Linked DNA regions of Homo sapiens: region 2 is linked to region 1. A link is a loop called in an ENCODE intact Hi-C map of the cell type or tissue named here. Cell type or tissue: OCI-LY7. All regions are shown on one strand. Each heading gives the region's core, and the rest is flanking DNA. Links, peaks and the distances in the headings are about the cores only.

Region 1 (4,401 bases), core at 208-4,207:
GGGAAGATTGCTTGAGTCCAGTTAAGGACAGCTGGACAGCTTGGGCAACATAGTGAGACCTCATCTCTACAAAAATAAATAAAACTCTTTGGGCATGGTGGCACATACCTGTACTCTCAGCTACTCAGGAGGCTGAGGTGGGAGGATCATTTGAGCCCGGGAGGTTGAGGCTGCAGTGAGCCGTTGATTGTACCACTGCATTCCACCCTGGGTGACAAAGCAAGACCCTGTCTCAACAACAACAATGGCAACAATAACAGCAACAACACAATTTGAAAAGAGAAAACAAGTGAGACTAAGATGAACCATAAACAGGCGTTAGTTTTATTAGTATTGGGTAGCTGACCAAAGTATTTGCTGTGCTGATACATAAATAATGCCCTATGAGAGGATTCTTTTCTGCTGTGCAAATCAAATTCAAGAAACGTGCCAGAAGAAACAGCACAGTGTAGACTGAGTTGCACAGTAGTTCCTTCGCAATGCTGAAGTGGGTAGAGTAGACCAATTTATTGATTTATTTTTAGACAACATGTTTATCTTTTTGTATTTGTGCTTTAATACAGTTAAGAGAGCCAATAAATAGTTGTCATGGGTAGCCTGGTTTTAGGTCTAAAAGTCTCACAGATACACATATCTTATCTCTTGATTCATTTTGACCTGATAGCCATGTCAGGGATTTTTTCCCATGTGAAGCTACTGAAGTGAAAATAGCTGTATATCCTGTAGACACTTGGAGGGCTGTGATTCAGGGGAAGAATCTTCCCATTTCCTCCTATGAAGAGATGGAAAGAGGAAGGCTTGCATCTCATACAGAAGCTTTGATGGATTACTCATCTCGTGCTTTCCTTGGTGTCTGTCCTTGGGACATTTTTTCACATCAGGTCAAAGTCAAAACCAACAATCACACAAAGAAACTAACAGAGACAACTACATAGATGAACATCCTTACTTTTCCTTTATAAATCTTTTAGAAATGAAAAATACTGAGATTATAAACCACCATCCCCAGTAAAAATTCTCAGCACTGAGGCCCTAATGGGCTTCCCTTTGATGCAGGGCAGGTAAGCCCCAAAGCTGGGGCTTAGCCAGCGAGAGTTCTTGCCTTGCCTTTGCCCAGGAAAGAATTCAAGAGCCAGCTGGTCATGTTAGAAAGCACCTTTTTTTTTTTTTTTTTTTGAGACAGAGTCTCAAAGGCTTGGGTGCAGTGGCATGGTCACAGCTCACTACAGCCTCAACCTCCCAGGCTCAAGTGATCCTCCTACCTCAGCCTCCTGAGTAGCTGGGACCACAGGTGCATGCCACCATGGCTGGCTAATTTTTGTATTTTTAGTTGGGACAGTATTTTGCCATGTTGCCCAGGCTGGTCTCAAACTCCTGGGCTCAAGTGATCCGCCCACGTCAACCTCTCAAATTGCTGGGATTACAGGCATGAGCCACTGCGCCTGGCCTAGACAGCAACTTTTATTGAAGCAGCAGTGTACAGCAGCAGCAGAGGTACTGGTTCTGTGGAGAAGGCCACCCCACAGGCAGTGTGCCCAGAGTGGCAGCTCAGAGGCAGTTCTGCAGTCATAGTTATACCCACTTTAAATTACATGCAAATCAAGGGGTGGATTATGCAGAAATTTCTAGAAAAAGAGTGGTAACTTCTGAGTCATTGGGTCATTGCCATGGAAAGGGGCAGAAATCTCTGGGTGTTGCCATGGCAATGGTAAACTGACATGGCACTCTTGTGGGCATGTCTTACAGAGAGGTATTTTTATCTCTTCCCTGTTTTAGCTAGTCCTCAATCTGGTCCAGTTTCTGAGCATCACCTCCAGAGTCCCACCTCCTATCTCACCTTGTAGACAACATTTCACATGTGTTGTCACAACTCATTGCTGGAGGAATCAAGCATGTCCTTTGGGACTCTACTGGGAGGGGACTGTACTGGGAGGGGACCGTACTGGGAGATGGCTCTTGGAAGCTTGTGCTTGGTTACTTCTGGACCTCGCCCATGTGCCTTTTCCCTTTGCTAATTTTTCTTTGCATCTATTTACTGTAATAAATTTTAGCCATGAATGTCATTATATTTAGATTTCTAGCAAATCACTAACCTGGGAGTGGTCCTGTAGATCCCTGACACAGCCTCCTTTACTAGATTTTTCTAAGTATTAAGTGTGATTATATTGGCATTATATTATAATAATAAGTAATTAATAATAAACACTAATAAATGAAAGATAGCAAAATTACCTTATGATAACATGGAAAACTTGAGTCATATGCTAAAGGACATGAGATGGAAAAAGAGCATTAGCCAAGCCTGAAATTTTCTGCACATTTTCCAAAGTGGATTTTTAAAAAATAACCGCAAATAAGTGCAGAGCTTTTTTTTACACTAGAACAATTAGGATGCCTTATTATTGTCTGAACTCTTCTGCTTGCTTGAGTCAATGAAAACTTTACACATATTGGCTAGATATATTCTCAGATATCTTCTGCATGTAAGCAAAGGGGAGAAATATTGTGCCGTTCTGAGCCTTTGAGAAAATTTGCCTTACCCACTTCCTGTGTTTAAAGAAAGGCAATGTATTAATATCTGGCAAGAGCACATTTGAGATCGAGACAAGAAGACAACAGGATGTACTTTCTTCTTGTCAAGATAGAACTTCATGCCTGGCTAATCAACTAGAAAGTCTGATTTTTGCATGCCTCAGGAAAAAGCAATCATAGGTGGTTTTGAGAGGAGGGTTCTCTAGTGTTTCCTTCCCTCAGAGCCGAGATCTTACATGTAAATTGATGCACTTCTTCCTGGGGCATCCAGCTTTCAACCACCTTCACATTATGTTTAGCAAAAATAGATGAAAATTTGTAGCCATGTGCATATTTTGATTACTGCTCCCGCTCATATACTCAGTGACATGAAAGACTGCCAAGCTTACATAGGACCTAGCGCAAGAAAAGGCTCCGCAGCAGGTCTGGGCCCTGTCGCTTGGGCCATATGATCCTGCAGATACACTTGCATTGGAGGTATCAGTTATGAGAAAAGATGCTATGTGTTCAGTGTGCAGATAGGTAGATTAAAAAGAGAGAAAGATGCTATATGGGTTTTGTGGCAAGTGCCAGTGGAAGAATCACAACTCAAGGCCTTGGGAATCTGGAGCAAGGCTATGCCATCTCTGGTGGAGAATCACATGCCTTTGGAAAAACTACTCCTACCATGCTACAAGGCTCTGGTAGAGACAGAAAGCCTGCCAATGGTTGCCAAGTGACCAGGCAGTGAAACTTCTCATTGTGATCTGGGGCAAATCAACCAAGTTATAAGATAAGGGGACACCAGCAGGAATTCATCCTAAAATGAAGGTGCTGCCGGACTGAAGAGAAGCAGGACCAGAGGGCAGAAGTAAGCTGCATGAGCAGCAGCGCAGACTGCCAATGTACCTACCACTGTTTTCCCATTGCTGCGCCCTCATAGCTGAATGGGGGATTCTTCATTGCAAGTTGAAAAAAGAGAAATTTGAGCTTGCTTTGTAGATTGCTCTGCCCTATGTATGAGTGCAAGCTGGAAGTGGATGGTAGCTTCTCCACAGTCTGCTCAAAGGTGGTCTTGAGAGACAGTGGCAGGGGAAAATCCTCCCAATAGGCAGTGCTTTGAGGAGGGCACTTGGCTAACCACTTTGTGTGGAAAGAGAAGTAGCTTGAGGTTAGGATATATACAAACTCATGAGCAATGGCAAATGGTCTGGTCAGCTGATTTGGGACTTGGAGGGAAAAAGATTGGAGGTCTAGGGGAGAGGGATGTGGATAGACATACGGGAATGAGCATAAAGTGCATAAAATGTGAACATCCACCAGAGAGCACCCTCAAAAGAGTCACTAAAAACCAAGTAGCCAAAATGTCCTAGCCAGTTGACTGACAGACATCTCTGTCATTGGCCACCCCAGTGTTGGCATGATAGACACACGAATCAAGTGACCGTGGTAGCAGAGATTGAGGTCACTCATGGAACAAGCATTGTGGATTCCCATTTACCAAGACTGCCACTACAAAACGTGCAGCTGCCAGCAACAGAGACTAGGGAAGAAGTTGACTACATTGGGCCCCTTTCATTCTGGAAGGGCCAGCAGTTCATTCTCAAGAATAGAAACATTTTCTGTGTCTGGATTTGCCTTTTCCTGAATTCTGGGCCTCAGGCAGAGCCGCTGTGGTCTGTATCTCAGGACAGGGCTCCCAGGCCAATGCATTCTTCCTTGTTCACTGCATTCTTTCCTGGCCAATGCATTCTTCCCAGGCCAGTGCATTCTTCCCAGTTCAGTGCATTCTTCCCAGGCCAGTGCATTCTTCCCAGTTCACTGCATTCTTCCCTGGCCAGTGCATTCTTCACTGTCAGACCCTGACATAGCTGGTAGTTAGAGACTATC
Region 2 (4,401 bases), core at 99-4,098, 560 kb before region 1:
TTGTAATTGAGGTTTAGGGATTGTCGAGTGAGACTGTAGAATATTATTGGGCCAGACAAGGTGTTTTGGCAGAGCTGCCCTTTTGCCCTTAAACAAGTTACAGGCACAGCTAAAAATCCCTAGCTGGTTGTAAAATATGGTAACCTATACAAAATGCAGCCTCGAGTTCATGAGCCATTTATCAAACTTTTTTCTCAACCATTTGTGCTGGGCATCCAATTTTTTTTTAAACTTTAGATTATCTAGCTCCATTTGCTCATTTTGGAAATATTCTATAATTTAAAGTTGAACTGACAACTTATTCATTGTCTCAAGAAGTACCCTTAACACCTTTAAAAATTGTTTGCTTGAACTCAAATAGAAATGTGCCTGTGGCTGCCTTGCCTGTAACTCAGCAAATGACAGAAATGAGCATTTCAAGAGAGGACAAAATAACTACCCCGAAAACAGAGGTGTCAGAGCCAGGTATGTTTTTCATTTAATACTTGTTCAGTTCTGAATTTGATAGTGCAAGAAATGGCTGGTGGGGGGATTCTTTCCTTCCCATTGAAGGACCAAAGAGGAGGGAGAGCCATAAAATATAGGCCAAGCAAAGAACTACTATCTTTAAAAGTATCTTGAGTATGAGTATCTTGAAGTGTAAAATAGTCATATTTATTCTCAGTTTCTTCTCTGCTCATCCCCTGCACTACCCTTGTGCATAATGGGCAAAGTCTGTAATCTGGAGATTGGATGTGTTAAAAACTTGATGAAGTTAAATTTCAAGGGTATAAGGAATAATTTTATAACCAAAAGCAGTAACTTTAGTTTTGATATTGTCAATGTTGTGGAAAACTTTTAAGTAGAACAACATATTTGAACACTAGAACTTATTTGAAGTACAATATTCCTATCATATTTTGTGGGAGTTTGAAACTCAGTGTGGAAAGGCATTTTGGTTTTCATGAGATATGGTGACTTTGGAAACTTTGCTTATATAGCACAACCAGAAGTGCCCTGATGGTGGAAGAAGACTGACTTGAATTACCTGTACTAGGCCCTAGAACAAAAAGATTTCTGTGCTTTATATAGTGCACGTAGCTTATTTTATCAATTTGTTCTTTTTTGGCAGAGTGCTGATTAAATGCAATATAAAACTTCTGTTGTGAAAAAATACTGTCAGTGGTTATACAGTCTGCTTTGGAGGCTGGCTTTTGCTAACAGCAGTCAAGTTTGTTTATTGTATTAATCTTACAAAGTTAAGGCCAAATTCTCAAGTTTGGCAGGTGAATCTATATTTGGCATTTTGAAATGAGCTCCATCCTTAAACTGACCACATTAGTTTGCCCGTGATGCCTTTGTTTGGGTTTTTGTTTTTGGTTTTGGTTTTTAAATACAAAATTACTCTGACCTTGGAAGAATAGTCTTGGGTTAGAGCTAGTCTGCATTTATTATTACTTAGTAGGCATTCTGTGATTCACTGCTATTTGCCTTTTCTGTGTCATTTTCTTATTCCCCCTTCTTCCCTTGTCTCAGGAGCCGTAGTTCATTTTTCAGATGTGGCCAAAGAAATGGCTGACACCCTCCCTCTACCCCATACAACTATTCCCCTAGATTATTCTTTATCCTCATGACATCAGGATAAACATTAATGTTGTCACAGTAGCAGTAGGTAGAATATTGTTCGTTTAGTCTAATATTAGGCTATTTCTCCCAGTAGATTCATTGCTAATGCAATTGAATTATAAATTTGGGCAGAGTTTTAGAGAAAATTGCCATTAAATCAATCAGCTTGTTGTAGGAGCTTGTCTATATGCTAATAGCATTGGTGCTGGCATATTTGGGCAGTAATTTCAGCATTGCATACATAAATTTGCTATTGTTACATTTGGATTAATATTAAAACCTGAGTTTATAGTGTTTCAGGTGTAGTTGAATTATATGTAAGTAGATATAAATTTTGTTATTTTTGTGTTAAAGAACTAGTGGCAGTGTGGGCTTTAGTACAGTAATGTATTTTTTGTTCATTGTGAGAAATTTTATTGATGCCATGTGTACACTGAAACTTAAAGCCTTTTTAGGTGGAGAAACGGTGGGACTGTTTGTAGATGCTATCTCTGTCGATAGTGGATGCCCATTTTAGATAAGATTCTTGTTCTGCCTGTGGAATCCTTAATAGTTTAAAATCAATACTTCTCGAGTAGTTTCTAAAGACTGTTTGCCGATCTGTTTTTAAAACCAAGGTTTAAAAAAATCTTTCAAGTCTTCCTATGATGTTTAGTGCACCTGTGAAAATGGTAAAATGATTGTTTTGGAATTTTTGGATCTGACGTTGATTTAGGGATGAATGGTTTGAGTTTTATTTGTCAAAATTTGCTGTTTTTATATCTACAGGATTTTTTTTCCTATAAGCATAAAATCAAAGTTGGCTACTGTTATTTACTGTGATGTAATGAATTTGAACTGCCCTGATTGAAAAGTTTGCATTTAGGAAATTATAACGTGGAAAAACTGAGCATATGATTAACATCTCCCAGCTCTTTAAAACAGAATTAGGATTTTGTTTTTAGTACTGGCTGTTACCAGTGTTTTAAAGGAATTTCTTGAGTGAAGCGATCATTTTACAAAATTAGAGAAGCAAGTAGTATGGTGATTGGCAGGAATTTCTCAGATTTGAATCAAGTTCTGATGTTAAAATGGAAGATTCTGTTTAAAGCTTGTATTTTCAAGGAATACTTATAAACATTTTTATCAGGCATCTTCCTGTTTCTCTTAAATACTTCCTTTTTTGACTTAAAAATGTTAGCCAGTGAATGCTTGACAAATTTGTGTTTTTGTCCTTTTCAGTTGTCACTCAGCCCAGTCCATCAGTTTCTCAGCCCAGTACTTCTCAGAGTGAAGAAAAAGCTCCTGAATTGCCCAAACCAAAGAAAAACAGATGTTTCATGTGCAGAAAGAAAGTTGGTCTTACAGGTATTACAAAACACAAGACAATGTATGTTTTACTTCTGCAGTTAACAAGGAGCTTTTGGTCACTCCCTAAGAGACTAGTTGGTCTTACACATAAAAAAAAAAAAAAAGCCTGACTAGCTGTAGTCTAGGAAAGGTGGAGGAGGTGGTATTGGGGTGGAAAGAAGTTGGGTTTTACTTCCATTTGTCTCCTAATCATATAAAACTATTAACTCAGGCCCTCTTATTTTATTAGATTGATAAAAAGTTTTTGTATACCTAGGGAAAATGTTACTGAACTAACAGTAAGCGCCACCTACTTTGAGCTATGCAGGGAATGTTCTTGGTGCTTTTTTTCTTGTCTCCTTCAAATCTCAGACCTTGATGGTTGTTTTCACTTGAGGAAGCATTACTTAAGATATGGTAGGACTGTGTTTTGAATCCAGCTTAGCCTAACTCCAGAGCCTGTGTAAATTTTATCCTGCGTTGCATCTACAGGAGTCGATAGAGGGAGAGCATCTGGGAGAAATTAGCTGGCAGATAGCCCATTTTGTTTTCTCCACGTGGTTTGGCTTACCAAACACTTCGCTATTGCCCTTGCAAGGAAAGACTGAACATAGTTATTTGAATTTCTCACCATGTCAAAGGAAGTTAAAAGTTCCTTTTCCAGGTTAACGTGATAGACTCTGTAAGAGTTGACTGTGTCTTATCACCAGGAAGTGGAAGAAAAGAGTTCACTGTCTTTTATGTTACAAAGCAATGAAAATCTGGTTCCTTTTCTATAGTGACTAAGGCTTTTTTTTCTTTTAATTGCCTCAAGTTCTCAAATGACTCTACTTCTTCGTTTGTACAGGGTTTGACTGCCGATGTGGAAATTTGTTTTGTGGACTTCACCGTTACTCTGACAAGCACAACTGTCCGTATGATTACAAAGCAGAAGCTGCAGCAAAAATCAGAAAAGAGAATCCAGTTGTTGTGGCTGAAAAAATTCAGAGAATATAAATTACTTCTTGTGAAGAGACTGAAACTTTGTTTTTATTTTAATATATCGTAGGAAAACATTAAAGAGCAGATGCATGGCCATTTTTCTTTGATGTTCTCCAGAGTTTTACATTACACTTGTCTGTCTTATAATTGATATTTTAGGATGTTTGGGTGTTTGTTACAGGCAGAATTGGATAGATACAGCCCTACAAATGTATATGCCCTCCCCTGAAAAAAATTGGATGAAAATCTGCACAGCAAAGTGAAACACACAGATAATAGGAACAAAATGTAGTTCCCATGTGCCAAACAAAATAAATGAAATCTCTGCATGTTTGCAGCATATCTGCCTTTTGGGAATGTAATCAAGGTATAATCTTTGGCTAGTGTTATGTGCCTGTATTTTTTTAAAATGGTACACCAGAAAAGGACTGGCAGTCTACTTCTACCATAGTTAAACTTCACCCTCTTTAATTTCACAACATATTC

Evidence for each region. A loop is a pair of places that touch in the nucleus more often than their neighbours do. Peaks named below come from ENCODE experiments on the same cell type or tissue, not always from the same donor. Only the 100,000 strongest peaks of a DNase experiment are listed, where the experiment ranks them.
Region 2: it touches region 1 in a loop (8-fold over the local background); 7 of 110 quality-filtered maps call a loop at or near these places.

Annotation. Positions count from the first base shown.
Region 1 is chr9:71,793,835-71,798,235 of GRCh38, reverse strand. No RefSeq gene overlaps it. Among named protein-coding and RNA genes, the nearest start is that of CEMIP2, 28 kb to the right of the region's middle. RefSeq lists enhancers at 2,744-2,833, 3,370-3,918, 3,919-4,401. In OCI-LY7, for the core only: no CTCF peak of the experiment used is centred there; DNase peaks (open chromatin) are centred at 1,155 and 2,655; H3K4me3 peaks cover 1,537 bases; H3K27ac peaks cover 2,064 bases.
Region 2 is chr9:72,355,482-72,359,882 of GRCh38, reverse strand. It overlaps ZFAND5 (zinc finger AN1-type containing 5), which reads left to right. Exons shown (of 7, transcript NM_001102420.3): 5 at 362-465; 6 at 2,827-2,952; 7 at 3,782-4,401. The coding sequence ends at 3,930. Among named protein-coding and RNA genes, the nearest start is that of ZFAND5, 7.5 kb to the left of the region's middle. In OCI-LY7, for the core only: no CTCF peak of the experiment used is centred there; no DNase peak of the experiment used is centred there.